Regions from separate parts of the Homo sapiens genome. Here region 2 is linked to region 1. A link is a contact called in ENCODE Hi-C or POLR2A ChIA-PET data. All regions are on one chromosome and are shown on one strand. The core of a region is the stretch at or near the end of the contact, and the rest is flanking DNA. Distances in the headings are between cores, read along the strand shown.

What was found. A loop is a pair of places that touch in the nucleus more often than their neighbours do. ChIA-PET counts read pairs that join two places held with the same protein, here RNA polymerase II (POLR2A). Pooled maps may share reads with other maps.
Region 2: a loop to region 1 is called in a map of ascending aorta, with 2.5 times the contacts of the local background. The contact joins the promoter of VASP here to the promoter of MARK4 in region 1. A Hi-C loop is called at or near these places in 1 of 168 maps with a recorded cell type or tissue (ascending aorta) and 5 of 50 pooled maps. POLR2A ChIA-PET finds 5 or more read pairs at or near these places in 1 of 52 experiments (GM12878).

Annotation. Positions count from the first base shown.
Region 1 is chr19:45,247,062-45,254,516 of GRCh38, reverse strand. MARK4 (microtubule affinity regulating kinase 4) reads right to left here and starts at 3,246. Exons shown (of 17, transcript NM_001199867.2): 1 at 2,878-3,246. The coding sequence starts at 2,928. RefSeq lists an enhancer at 1,782-2,338 and silencers at 2,812-2,961, 3,192-3,571.
Region 2 is chr19:45,503,978-45,511,432 of GRCh38, reverse strand. VASP (vasodilator stimulated phosphoprotein) reads right to left here and starts at 3,954. Exons shown (of 13, transcript NM_003370.4): 1 at 3,657-3,954. The coding sequence starts at 3,661. LOC107985314 (a long non-coding RNA gene) reads left to right here and starts at 4,059. Exons shown (of 2, transcript XR_007067269.1): 1 at 4,059-4,748. RefSeq lists silencers at 1,890-2,019, 2,830-3,029, 3,624-3,803, 4,484-4,613, 4,644-4,893 and enhancers at 3,954-4,223, 3,505-4,289.

The sequences.
Region 1 (7,455 bases), core at 1,997-4,496:
TCCTCCTGAGTGCTGAGCCAGGCTTCCCCACAGGCCCAGGCTTCTTCCCAGGAGAGACCAGGGAGGCAGGTGGAGATCCTGGAGATAAGGCCTCCGATCCCCACCAAGATAAGGACCTGGAGAAGAAGCCCTGTCAGGTGGCGCCAGGGCAGCCAGCTGGAGGTGGGATGGCACCACGCTGAAGGCAGCATGGCTGAGGGACCCCTGCGAGGGGCAGCTGGGGCAGTGGGTGACAAAGCCCCTGGGGGCCGGGGGTGGGAGCTAAAATTGGCCTGCACCACCAGCTGGCCTGGCTCCCTCCCGCCCGGCTGGCGCCCCAACACCCGGGACTGTTGCTAGGGAACCTGGGGAGGCTGGCCCCCTGGTGGGGGGCCCTGGAACTTGGGGTGGGGGAGCATGACCCCACGTGGCTGTAGCCATGGTAACCAGGTAACAGGAGAGGGGGCTGCAACCTCCCATTCCAGAGGCAGGCAAGTGACTCCCCACCAGGACTGACAGGCAGGTCTTAGTGACAAGAGTTGGAGGAGAGAAAAGGGGATTAGCCATCCTCAAATCCGCACCATGCACGCATCTTAACAACCCAGGGAACAGCAAGTCTTCATTAGGCGTTCCACTTAACAGACAAGGAAACCAAGGCTCAGAGAGGTAAGGTTACTTGCCCGAGGTCACACAGCTAGGGAGGGACAGAAACAGGATGTGAACCCAAGTTTATCTGAACAATTAAAGTAGTGCTAATAACCACAACAGCCACGACACATGCCAGGCCCTGTGCACCTTAGTCACATCACGTCGCTGGCTCCTGCAAACATCCCTAACAGTGGGGGGCCATCATCAACCCGATTTAGAGATAAGGAAACTGAGGCTGCAAGCTGGGAGTGAATCTGCAGGCTCACTCAACAACCAATAACAGCCCTGAGCTGAGAATCCACGGGCTGTCTGACTCATACCCACAGCCACAATAGCAGCTGGCATTTGTGGAGTGCTTCCTAGGTGCCAGCCTTCGCCTGAATCGAGTAAGCCTTGGAGGCACTCAAGCGGTCACCCCTATTTTCCAGGGCAGGAAACTGAGGCTCAGAAAGGGAGAACTGGTTGTCTGAGGACACAAGGCAAACCAGCTGGCCATGTCAGCATTGGAACCCAGGACTGTGGAGCCCCTGGCACCTCACTGTAGATTGTAGTGACCAAGGAACAGAGGTGGTAGGCATTTCATTAGACTCCAAATTGGAGTTCTGGCCCATAGTGATGATGCGGGGTGGTCTCTGTGAGGGAGGGATCTGCAAGATGAGGAAGGGACAGATATAAATCTCTCTGATGGTGTGTGTGTGTGGGGGGGTCTGTCGGAGGTGAGGGAAACAGGGGGAAGGGGAACAGGGACCTGGCAGAAGGATTTGGAGAAAGCCACAAAGATCCCAGGTGGGGAGAAGTCTAGGATTGGGTGGTGGGCAGGTCTTTGGAAGTGATCAGTGATCAGAGACACAGGAGATGGGGAGGGGCCTCTCTGGGAAGCAGTGTAGGGGCAGGGGGCGCCTGGGAATGGTGGAAAGTGACAAAGCCATGGGGGCAGTGGAAGTCAGAGGCCAGGAATCCCTGGGTCTTGGGGAAGCTCCTAGGAATCAGAGAAGGGGGCTTCTAGGAGAAGTCCTTGAAACCAGAGAAGGGTCTGGGGGGCCTGGAAGTATGGGGTAGGAACTTCTTGGGCAAGGAGCAGCCCAGATGAATAAAGGCTGAGCCCTGGGGAAGGTCAAGGGGTCTAGAAATTTGGGGAGAAAGCTTCCAGCAGATTGACCCAAGGGAAAAGGGCTTGAAACCAGGGCAAGACGAGAGGCTTCAGGTCCAGGAGTTTTCTGGAAGAAGGATCTGGGGCCAGGCCCTGTAGCTGAGGAAGGCCTCTGAAGCTGAGGAGGGGGCTTCCTTGGAAGGCCAGACTCCCAGCAAGGAAGGGGGAGGCCCTGGGGCAGGAGAAAGGACGGTGGTTTGTGGGGAAGGGGTCTGAGTTTGGCCTAGCAGGGGGTCCAGAGGTTGGGGGTTGGGGAAGGGGCTGCCTGAAGCTGAGAAGTTGATAGAGGGCGGATGAGGCCTGGAGTCAGACTGGTCCAGGGCCTAGAAATACCAGCCTGGGTGAGGTGAGGGCCTAGAAGTTGGAGGCCAAGGCTTCCTGGGAGAGGAAGAGACCAGAAAGGGTCCAGGTGGCATCTGGGGGCCCCGGGGTGCTGGGATCTAGGGACAGGGCTGCTTGGAAGATGGGGACCAGGCCTGGGACGGGAGAGACCTTGAAGAAGCCAGAAAAGGGCCGGGGCCCAGGAGAGGTGGAAACCAGCTTCCTGCCAGGGGCTGCCCACAGGCGCCCTGGGTGCGTCCTGGAGGGGCAGAGGGCTGGGAATAAGAGGAGGGGGGCTCCTGGGGAGCCGGCACCCAGCCCCAGACAGGGAAGGCCGGAGCCAGAGGCAGGACTGGGCCAGGCCCTGCTGAGAGTGCCAGGGCCGGGCCTTGGGGGGTCAGGGGCCCTGCAAATCCGGGAGGGGGCGAGGTGTCGGACGCGGACGGCCTGGAGGGGAAACGGCTTAGCACAGGCAAGAGAAGGGAGGGGCTCCTGGAAGCAGGGGAAGGGGCTTCCTGGAGGGAACAGACCCGAGCGGAAGCGGTCTGCACGGGGACAAGAGAGGGGTCCCGAGAGAGGGGCGCCCCCAGGGGTCGGGCTGGGCTGGAAAAGGTGGGGAGGGTGGAGAGGCCTGGAAGTCCGGGAGGGGTCGAGAGGTGACGAGCCGGGTCGGGCCCAGGAAACGAGGGTAGGGGCTCGCGGGGCGAGGGGTACAACGGGGAGAAGGGTTTGGCGGCTGGACCCAGCCAGGGCTCCCCAAGGGGCCGGGCCCCACTCACCGTGTCCGAGTTCCGATCGTTGCCCGGGGCCAGCACCGTCCGCGAAGACATCTTCTCCGGGTCCCGGGGGGCAGGGGCGGCCGGGTGGGGGGGGCGGGGGTCCCAGGGTCCCCTCTCTTCCCCTCCCCCCCCGCCGGCCTGGGGACGCGAGCTCAAAAGCTGGGCGCCGAGAACGCCCGGGTCCGCGCGGCGGGAGAGGGGGCAGGGCGGGGGAGGGGAAGGGACGCCGAGGGTCCTAGTGGCCCCGTGCAGCGGGGACCCCGGGCGCCATGGGGGCGGCGGGCAGGCGGGCGGGCGGGGGCCGCGGAGGGGGCGCGGAGCCGGCCCAAGCGGCGGCGGAGGGAGGCGGTGGAGGGGCTGGGGAGGGAGGAAGGGACGTCAGGGGGAGGGGCGGGCAGGGCGGGGCGCCGGGACCCCGCCCCCCGCCGCCGGCCCTTAAAGGCGCAGGCCCGGGCTGGTCGGGGCGCCGGGGGCTCCGGGGGCTCCGGGGGCGGAGGCGGGTCTGGGCACGCCGGCGGGGAGCGTGTTCTCGCCCGAGACGAGAGGCGCACTGGAGAGGAGAGAAGGGGAGAGAGAGGCCGGGGCAGAGCGCCAGAGACGCAGAGAGAGAGATCGAGAGACGTAGAGATAGAGAGACACGAAGAGAGAGAGACGAGTTACAAAAGGGTGGAGAGGCGCAAGGAGATGAAGGAAGAGCCAGATGACAGAGAGAGAGAGACGCAGGGAGACAGAGACAGAGAGACCCAGAGACGCAGAGGGACAAAGACTGAGAGAGACCCCACACACACACAGGGAGAGACAAAGAGATACAGAGACGCAGAGATCTGTGAAGAGATAGAGATAAAGGGACTGAGCCAGAGAAGACCCCAGAGGCGCTGCCCACATTGTCCCTCCCCCTGGCCCATTCTCTCCCCAGTTGGCGGGGGGGAGCGGGGGAAGCTCTCCCCTCGGAGGCCTAAGGGTGGGGTGGGTGAAGGGGATGGTGTGCGGGGCTTGGCCACTGCTGAGGGCTCAGTGACCTCCCTAGTCAGGCTGCCTCCACTCAGCCACATAGATCCAGACCCGCAGGTTGGGGCTGCAGCATCCACTCCTTTGCACCCCAGCTGGGGTGTGGGGACCCTCTCTGTCCACCTGTATGACCCGGGGCAAGCACTTGCCCTTTCTGGGCTTCACTTTCCCAGTTTGTAAAGTGAAAGGAAGAATCCGTGTGTTGCTCACTGGCAGGTGCGAAGGAACCCTGTGCAGGTATTCGCCTGCAGGGCACAGCCACTCCCCATGCGGGCAGGCTGAGACCAGAGAGGACAAGAGCCTCTCGGAGGCCACACAGCGCTGTGGGGACCATCCATGCTCTGTGGACCAGGGTGGGATGAAAGAAAGACAGGCATTACATAGTCTTGGCCTGGGAGTCACATGGTTTTGGGAAGGGGTCTGTGCCCTGCCTTCTTCTATCTGAGGCTTATTTTCCTGAGCCTCAGTTTCCCCTTCTAAAACAGCAGTGTGCTGGATCTGGCTGGAGCGAGCTGATTGTTATGTCTCAGGAATTTTGGAACTGGTTGTTAAACACAGCCATTATTAAAAATTAAATTATGCAAACATACAATTAAATTACATTAAAGGTACAAGTAATACATACTCATCACGTCCTAGTTATCTTACTACATTTGCCATTATCTGTGATCTTGAGGTTACCTACGTCTATTGTAGCTGCACAGTAAAATTACTATATAATGGGGGGCAAAAATGCCATGTGATATCACCTTGGTAGCTTGAAATTAGCCATGGTGGGAATATTTACACCATGGAAATTGGCAAATGCTACAAATTAAGGCTCCACACCCCCACCTGCAGAGAGCTGGGGGTGTTTTGTTTTGCTTTGCTTTGTTTTGTTTTTGAGACAGGGTCTCACTGCATTACCCAGGCTAGAGTGCAGTGGCACGATTATGGCTCACCGCAGCCTGGACATCCCCGGCTCAAGCAATCCTCCCAGCTCAGCCCCACCAAGTCACTGGGACTACAGGTGTGCACCACCACGCCCAGCTAATTTTTTGTAGCCATATTGCCCAGGCTGATCTCCAACTCTCAGGCTCAGGCGATCCTCCCACTTCGGCCTCCTAAAGTGCTGGGACTACCCTGCACTCAGCCAAAAGCTGGTTGTGAAAGCACAGCACTGCTTGATACTATGAGCAACACAGACTCATGGCAGTTGCCCTTGTGCCAGGCTCTGAGCAGTTTCTCCTTTCTGCCACCCCAAGAGGTAGGGAGCATCTTTATCAATCCCATTTGCAGATGAGGAAACAGAGGCCCAAGGAAGGGAGAAACGTCACACGCTGAAGGTCACACGGCAAATTAGTGGCAGGGCTACAATTTGAATCCAAGTGCTCCCAAGTTCCAGAACTTGGACCCTCTCTCAACCACTGTGGTTTCCTGTCTCCGAAAAATAATAGCAGCAACCTCAGGCTGCTACTATTTTTATTTGTCAATTTGTTTATATTTATTTGTTATTTTAATGTTACTGCTAACAAATAAATGAGAATCTTTGAGTAAAGTGCTTCACAGGGGACCAGATTCAAAATTCATATGTGGGGACATTATTATTACTATTTGGCAAATATGGCCCGAGGAGCCTCAGGGACAGTGGCAGAGAGGGTGGAGTTCCGGGGTAGTGTTCTAGACGTACTGTGATCCCAGGGACGCCGCAGGGTGAAAGTGGGGGTCTTGGGGGTAGGCTAGAGGGGCTGAGCGCCCCCAACCCGTTCCCTGCATTGGCGCTGAGAGCTGCAGTTCTACCGTGCACCACACGGGGGCAGCCGATCACCTCCCTACACGCGCCCCACACACTCCAGGGTCCACCCCTGCCCTCCCTTCCCCAACAGCGTCCCCACCCCATTTCCCAGATGTGGGGGGACCGAGGCTTACAGAGAGGGAGGCTGCAAAGTGGATGAACCTTGAAAACAGCATGTGGCCGGGCGCGGTGGCTCACGCCTGTAATCCCAGCACTTTGGGAGGCCGAGGCGGGCGGATCACGAGGTCAGGAGATCGAGACCACGGTGAAACCCCGTCTCTACTAAAAATACAAAAAATTAGCCGGGCGCGGTGGCGGGCGCCTGTAGTCCCAGCTACTCAGGAGGCTGAGGCAGGAGAATGGCGTGAACCCGGGAAGCGGAGCTGGCAGTGAGCTGAGATCGCGCCACTGCACTCCAGCCTGGGCGGCAGAGTGAGAATCCGTCTCAAAAAAGAAAAAAAGAAAACAGCATGTTTAGCGAAAGAAGTCAGACGCAAAAGACCACTTACTGTATGCTTCCATTCATATGAAATATTCAGAATTGGCAAATCCATAGACAGAAAGTAGATTAATGGTTGCCAGGGGTTGGAGGCTGGGGAATGAGAAATGACTGCTGATGGGTACCAGGTTTCTTTTTGGGGTGATGAGAATGTTCTGGAATTAAATAGTGGTGACGCTTGCTGCAACCTTGTGAATATACTAAAACCTACCGGACTCTGTTTGAAAAGGGTGACTCTTATGTATGTGAATTGTATTTCAATAAAAAATAATAATAAAATTTAAAAAGGGGGCTGGACGCGGTGACTCACACCTGTAATCCCCGTACTTTGGGAGGCCAGAACGGGAGGATCACTTGAGCCCAGGAGTTCGAGACCAGCCTGGGCAACATAGTGAGACCCTGTCTCTAAATCAAAATAAAAAAAATAATTTTTAAAAAGGAGGGGGACGGGCACGGTGGCTCACGCCTGTAATCCCAGCCCTTTGGGAGGCCGAGGCGGGCAGATCACGAGGTCAGGAGATCGAGATCATCCTGGCTAACACAGTGAAAACCTGTCTCTACTAAAAAAAATACAAAAAATTAGCCGGGCGCTTGCAGGTGGCAAGCGCCTGCGTCCCAGCTACTCGGGAGGCTGAGGCAGAAGAATTGCTTGAACCCAGGAGGCGGAGGTTGCAGTGAGCAGAGATCACGCCACTGCACTCCAGCCTGGCGACAGAGCAAGACTCCGTCTCTAAATAAATAAATAAATAAATAAATAAATAAGGCGGGGTGGAAATCCTGCACGATCCCAGTACATGATGGGCCACTGCTGACCATGGGTCCGCGGTGCAGAGGCCGAGCTGGGGGGCAAGGCCTGTTCCTCTGCCTCCCGACCTGGTCATCCAGCTAGCCCTTCCTCCACAACCTATGTCTGGTGAATTCATTCCTTCAACTGGGGCATTCAGACCTTTGAATCTTAACCCTTGGATCCAGGAGGGAGCTGTGATCCCTAAGCCCAGCCCCCGATCCTAATGTTGACCCCAACCCTGATCCCAGCCTGGACTTTGCCTAGGCCAGTGATCACGCATCCCCCTCAGGCTGTGCCTGAGCACTTGAACACAGTTTATCTTATTTATTTATTTGTTTGTTTGTTTATTTGAGATGGAGTCTCACTCTGTCTCACAGGCCGGAGAGTGCAGTGGCACAATCTCGGCTCACCGCAACCTCTGCCTCCTGGGTTCAATCGATTTCTTCCGTCTCAGCCTCCCGAGTAGCTGGGATTACAGGTATGCACCACCACACCTGGCTAATTTTTGTG
Region 2 (7,455 bases), core at 2,705-5,204, 260 kb before region 1:
CAGTTTCCAGCCCTGGAAACAATAACTCACTGGGTTCATTGTAAGGATTAAAAGAGATAATGGACAAAAAGCCCTAAACGCAGGAACTGTAACTTGGTACACGCTCCACATGAAGGAGAGAGCTTCCCATCACCAGAGGTAATCAAGCATGGTGAATCCGGTTTTCACAAAACTTGCAGTCTTACCCTTCCCTTCACTGTCCCCTGAACCCAAGACTTAGCCCATACCCTCCTTATACCATAAAACCTATGATACATATACACCACCCTTCCAAACGACAAATCTTCTTTTGTCGGGGATGGGGCTACTCTAGTCCCTTCCTCCTGGTGGGCCTCAGTTTCCCATAAGTGAATAGGAAGATAAATGTTGCAGCTTCGGTTTCATTTGGCTTATCTGAATTATCTTAAGAGTTTTCACAGTGAAAGCACGTTCCTTTTTTTTTTTCTTTTTCTTCATTAAGAACACGGAAAGCATGTTATCTCTATTTTTTTTTTTTTTTTGAGACAGGGTCTCACTTTGTCACCCAGGCTGGAGTGCAGTGGCAAGAATATGACTCATTGCGGCCTCAACCTCCCCAGCTCAAACGATCCTCTCGCCTCAGCCTCCAGAGTAGCTGGAACTACAGGCGCATGCCACCACACCCAGCTAATTTTTGTATATTTTGTAGAGACGGGGTTACACCATATTGCCCAGGCTGTTCTCAAACTCCTGGGCTCAAGCGATCCTTCTGCCTTGGCCTCCCAAAGTGTTAGGATTACAGGCATGAGCCCCGGCGCCTGGCCCTGTTTGAGTTTAATAGGCACCTTGCCTAACTTTCCTGTGCCTCAGTTTCCCCATCTATAAACTGAGTACCGGGGTGGGGAGGCCACAAGGTTGTAATAGTATCATTGTTCGAACTGCCATGAGGGGCCAGGTGTGGTGGCTGACGTCTGTAATAATAACACTTTAGGAGGTCGAGGCGGGTGGATCACCTGAGGTTAAGAGTTCGAGACCAGCCTGGCCATCACGGTGAAACCCTATCTCTACTAAAAATATAAAAATTAGCCGGGCATGGTGGCAGGCACCTGTAGTCCCAGCTACTCGGAAGGTTGAGGAGGAGAATCGCTTGAACCCAGGAGACGGAGGTTGCAGTGAGCCGAGATCATGCCATTTCACAACAGCCTGGGCAACAAGAGCAAAATTTCCGTCTCAAAACAAACAAACAAACCAACAAAAAAACCAGCCAGAATTGCTGTCAGGCACAAAAATGCCCCACATAAAATAGATGCTTGATCAAATGGTCTCTTATTTTTTAAAAATAAAAATAGCTATTATTGGAAGAAGAAAGAAATGGACCCCAGTTCTCCCCAAGTCCCTTCTGCCCTGAGATTCTAGACCTCTGCCTCGCTTCTCTGTCTTCCCAGCACCCCAGCTCCAGTCCCGGACACAGCCAACACTCAACAAATATTTGTCAAACTGGGAGAAAAAGAACTATATCTTGTAATTTTCCATCTTAACATCCTCTCTTCCAACTGCCCCCAGGACTGTCCCCAGCCAAACCAGCCAGAAATCAGAGGATCCTAGGCTCCTCCACCCCTCCAACGTTGCCTAGGAATTTCTGAGGGATCTTGGCCATGTCTTTTTCTCTTTGAGCCTCAGTTTCCCCAGCTGGGTAATAGGGGCATGGGTTTTGAATTCTGGCTGTCCTTGGAGAAGAGGCACAGCCCAGGAAGTCGGGTGTGACCACCTGCAGGGGAGACCCCCTGGAAAGGTGGGAGTGGCCTTTTGGTGGGACAGGCATCTGGTCATTTCTGCACCGCACCCCACCCCAGCACCCCCACAAGACGGGATGCTTGGCCACCACCACAGCAAGAGGTGGGCCTTGTGGGAGGGCCAGGGCTTCCAGGGCTGGTGCTGGTGGTGGTGGTGGTGGTGGGGAGGACAGGGGGCCGGCCCAGACACCGCTCCTGCCCTTTTACGGTTGCAGTGAGTGAGGCAGCACTAACTCGGACATCCGCCATCCGCCTTCCACCGAGCCTGGGACCGGAAACGCGAGGGGGGGTGGAGGGGCGGGGCTGGGGGGCAAGGGGAGAGAAGAGTCCCGGAGGAAGAGGGCGAAGGAAGAGAGCGACGCTCCCTAAACTGACCCCTCTCCAGGGCGGACTTGGAAGGGATGTTGCTATAATGGGGAGCGGATAGGCAGGAAGTCTTGAGGGTATCTGTGGGTGTCCTCCTTGCTCCAAATTTTCCAGCCATGCCTTTCACATCAGAAGGAACAAACGCGGGAGGGGGATTCTCTAGTGGTCATAAAAAGGAATGCCACGCCACTCCGATGTCAAAGGGCAGGGGTTCAGGAAATGCGGGGGATGTGGGCACCACGGGGTTAATCCCCAACCGTCCCCAGGGGCCTCCCTGCTCAGGCTGGGGGCTTTGGGGCAGGAAGTCCCAGAGAGAGTAGAGGAAGGGAGATAGTATTGTCAGGCTCTGGCCCCATGGGAGAGATTATGGGGGGCCAGGGGAGGGAAGAATAGGGGGGATGGTTGGGCCCCCCTGCCCACACTGGCCCCGCCCTCAGGTGAGCCCAGGAGTTCGGGGGAGGCCCCGGCCAGACCAAATCCCTGGGTCCCTTGGGCCGCCACCCCCAGGATTAAATTCCTGGGAAGATAGCTGGAATTATCTGGGAAGCCTGGGTCCCTAGGGAAGAGGGCTATGACCTTGAAGCTTTCCAGCTCCCCCTCCTCCAACCCCAAGGCTCCGGGTGGATAGGGGGACGGTGAGCAAAGGGGGAGGGGCCGTGGTGGGGAAGGCAGCCGGCCTACAGCGCTTGGTGCCCGCCCCCCACACCAGCTGTCTCGACAGGTGAGTCAGGAAGACAAAGGCCCCCTTCCCCCAGCTGCCGCGCCCCCTCCCTCTCCAGGGCCGCGCAGGTGGGGGAGCCGGGCCGCCCTTATGGCCGGAGGCGGGGAGCCGCCCTCTGCTCCGAGCGCCCGCTCGGTCCTAGGCACGGCCAGTTAAGCAGATTGTGTGCGGAGCGACGGGGAAGGGGGGGGTCCCACCAGACTCTGGAGGCTGCGTCCAGGTCCCTGGATCGGTTCACACCAGCCTCCTCCACAGGAAGACCTAAGTGACCCCCAAAATCCAGGGGATTAAGAAGTACCCCCGAAGTTATGGAGCGCGGTCCCACTTGGGGAGACTTTTTCCAGCACCAAGTAAACGGGGGACCTGCACACCCAGGGTCTGAGTCTCAGTCTCTCTTCCAAGTCCCAGGGTATCCCAAATCGGTCCCCCACAATCCTTCCCGGACCTCGAGCTGAAGTCTGGGGGGAGGGGGAGGAGAGTCTGAGCCCTGCCTCAATCCTGGCATCCCTGCGGGGAGTCGCTGCCAACTTTGAGGTCCTCTAAAAAAAGTCTTAACAATTCGGGAGTCCTCCGAGCGCCCCCAAATCTTGAGGGCTCCCAGGAGAACCTCACCGCCACCACCCCCCGAGCTTGGGGAGTCAGTCGTGGAGAAGTGATCGACGGTTCTGGGGCGCGTCCAAGGGGATTCAGCTCAAATCCGAGGCTCCCAAGGATCTGTCCCCAAATTCCAGCCCGGAGCTAGCTGGGGGGGAGGGGGACAAAGGCGGGGCGCGGAGCCCGCCCGGGCGGGGACGGGTCGGGGGGCAGGTCCGGCTCACCTCATGGCTGCTCGGCGGGCGGGCGGCTCGCCCACGGGCTGGCTGCTCCCGGGGCGCCCCTGGCTGGAGGTTCAGGGGTTCGGGGCTGGCTCCGGGCTCGGCTCAGGCTCCCCCAGGGTCCCGCCCCATAGAGTCCGGCTTCCTGGGGAGAATGTGGACCGGGCCGGGGCGGGTCTCCGGGCGCCGCTTCCCTCAGGCGGTCTGATGAGAGGTTCCTGCAGCAGAAAGGGGATGCAGCGTCCGCTCCCCAGCGCGCACCCCTTGCCGGTGGCGGCTACAGTGTTACTCTTACTACTGTACTTCTCTTCGTTACATTTCGTTCCAAAATTCCACTCCCCGCACCCACAATGCCCCGCGCCTTAAAGGGGCCGCGTGCGCCTCCAGGCGAGGGGGTGGAGGGCGCTTAAAAGGGCAACTCTGCACCCTCGGCTTCCGCGATCTCGCTCCTCTCCCCAATGTTGTAGCCCAGGGGTGCACCCTGGGAATCACCCCCACCTGAGGGGCAAGTTGGTGAAGGGGAAGGGGACCTCCCTTGCTTCCTAGTTCGCTCCCACTGTGGGAATTCTGAGGAGGGTCTCGGAAGGGGCGCGATTTCTTTCCCCATCGACTTCTCCATCTCGTACTCCGCTCAATTTTGGGGGTCGAGGAGGACCCTCAAGTTAAGCAAGTGGTCTCAGATTTTCTCCCTGAAATCCCATCTTCGGAACACCGCCCCTCCCCAGCGTTTCTCTTCTGTCAATTTCGGAGAGGTTACTAAGGGGGCGAGACCCCCACCCGCACGGGAGTGGAAGTCGGGGGAGTAGGGCCCAACCCCTCTCACCCCACCCCGCCCGCCCCGGGAAGGTGAGGAGGAAGTGGGCCAAGGGGGCGCGGTCGGTCGCTGACTCACAGCCGCAGGGTCGGGGGTGGGGTGGGGTGGAGGTGGGGACTGGCGAGGAGTGCGGGAGTGGGGGGCCCGGCATTCGCCCGGGGTGGGCAGGAGGCGCCGGCTTCTTTGGTGTGTAAAGCCTCCGGCCCACGCACGCCCCGCTCTGACTCAGTTTCGCCTGCGGAGGACAGCAGGATCATCCCAGCCCTCAGGAGGGCCCGGAGGTGAGGAGACCCTCCCGGGAGCCCCCGCCCCCACACGCCGGCTCCGGGCTGAGCCCAGACACCCTCTGAGGCTTCCGCAGCGTGTCTTGCCGGCCCCGCCCCGAGTGACGTCACTGATTTGGTCGCGCCCCTTGGGTAGAGCGCCACCTGGCCCGGGTGAGGCGCCCGAGCCCTGGGAAATCAGTTAGTTCCACATTTACACACGGGTAAACTGAGGCCTGGAGACAGGGAATGAATCTGGCCTATGGCCCTCTTGCCTGAGCCCCCAGAACCCGGAAAGCCACCAAGGTCTGAGTGTAAAACCAACAATTCTCAGGGCCAGCTGACTATGTGAGAGAATCCACTTTTCCAGCGTATGTCCAAGCCGAGTCCCATGTCCGGATGTTGATGTTGTCCTGACCTCCTTTACCTGGGGAGCACGTCATCCTTCCAGGCCAAGCTTTGACATTAATTCCCCTCCCCTTCTCCACCCCACTCTGGGAGACCTTGAACCCTGTTCCTCGGAGGTTATCATTGTTTCTCAGTGTGTTTCCTCAGGCTGAGTTGTCTGGGAGAATGGGTAGACTAAATTTCTTTTTTTCTTTTTTTTTTTTTGAGATGTAGTCTCTCGCTGTCACCCAGGCTGGAGGGCGCTGGCTCGATCCCCGCTTACTGCAACCTCCCCCTCCTGGGTTCAAGCAATTCTCCTGCCTCACCCTCCTAAAGTAGCTGGGATTACAGGCACGGGCCACCAAGCCCAACTAATTTTTGTATTTTTAGTAGAGATGGGATTTCACCATGTTGGCCAGGCTGGTCTCAAACTTATGACCTCAGGTGATCTGCCTGCCTCAGTCTCCCAAAGTGCTAGGATTACAGGCATGAGCCACTGCACCCAGTTGACTTAATCAATTTCTGGACCTCACTCACCCCAGCCAGGCCCGCCCGGCTCAGCAGCTCAACAAACTTACCTAGTTGAATGAGTTACCAGTTCAGTGTGACCTTGGGTAACTGTGTTCTCCTCTCTGGGTCTCAGCTTTCCCATCTGTGACATAGGAGGGGTGGCATTTCTGGGTGCCACCTACACTACAACAACAGTCAGCAAACATGGTTTTTTGTTTGTTTGTTTGTTGGAGACAGGGTCTTTGTTGCCCATGCCGGAGCGCAGTAGCATAACCAGGGCTCATTCGATCCTCTAACCTCAGCCCACTGAGTAGCTGGGACTGTAGGTCCACACCACCATGCCAGGCTAATTTTTTGTAGAGACAGGGTTTAGCTGTGTTGCCCAGGCTGGTCTCAAACTCCTGGGCTAAAGTGATCAGCCTGGCTCAGCCTCCCAAAGTGCTGGGATTGGAGGTGTGAGTCACCAGGCCCAGCCGGCAAACATTTTCTGTAAAAGTTCAAATAGGAAATATTTTAGATATGCTAGACATAGGGTCTGGTTTACACACTCTTCAGTTTTTCTTTTTTCTTACAAGGCTTAAAAACTGTAAAAAAAACTCTTCTTAGCTTAAGTGCTGTACAAAACAGGTAGCAAGACCCCTGTGTAAGAGAACGCTTGCATATGTACATAACGATCTTTACGGTAGCAGTGATGTGAGAGCAAGAAATTGGAAATAGCTTAAATGTTCATCAAGAGGACAGGGGAGGCTGGGCACAGTGGCTCACGCCTGTAATCCCAGCACTTTGGGAGGCCGAGGCGGGTGGATCACTTGAGGTCAGGAGTTCAAGACCAGCCTGGCCAACATGGTGAAACCCCGTTTCTACCAAAAACAAAAAATTAACCAGGCATGGTGGCACACACCTGTAATCCCAGCTACTTGGGTGGCTGAGGGGCTGAGGTGGGAGGATCACTTGAACCCCGGAGGCGGAGGTTGCAGTGAGCCAAGATCGTGACACTACACTCCAGCCTGGGAGACAGAGCAAGACTCCTCAAAAAAAATTAAACAAAACAAAACAAAAAAAAGATGAGGGCAGGGAATAGTGAAACCCTTGGACATCCTTTTCTGAAGCACGGAGTGAGCAGCAACTTAAGGAGGTGTGGACTGGGCAAGGTGTGTCATGCCTGTAATCCCAGTGCTTTGGTGCTTTGAGAAGCCAAGGCAGGAGGATCACTTGAGGTCAGGGAGTTTGAGACCAGCCTGGACAACATAGTGAGGCCCCATTTCTCTCTTTTTTTTTTTTTTTTTTTTGAGACAGAGTTTCATTCTTGTTTCCCAGGCTAGAGTTCAATGGCGCAATCTCGGCTCACTGCAACCTCCACCTCCTGGGTTCAAGCGATTCTCCTGCCTCAGCCTCCCAAGTAGCTGGGATTACAGGCATGCACCACCAAGCCCAGCTAATTTTTGCATTTTTTAGTAGAGATGGGGTTTCTCCATGTTGGTCAGGCTGGTCTCGAACTCCTGACCTCAGAAGATCTGCCCACCTGGGCCTCCCAAAGTGGTGGGATTACACGTGTGAGCCACTGCGCCTGGCCGAGACCCCATCTCTAAAAAAAAAAAAAAAATTAACTGGGTGTGGTATCATCCATCTGTGGTCCCAGCTACTTGGGAAGATGAGGTAGGAGGATTGCTTGAGCCCAGGAGTTCGAGGCTGTGGTGAGCGATGATTGCGCCATTATACTCCAGCTTGGGATACAGACTTAGACCTTGTCTCTTAAAAAAACGGGTGGCATGAAGTGTGTAAATGACGTGGGTGACATAGAATGAAAACATCCATTAAGTGGATAAAA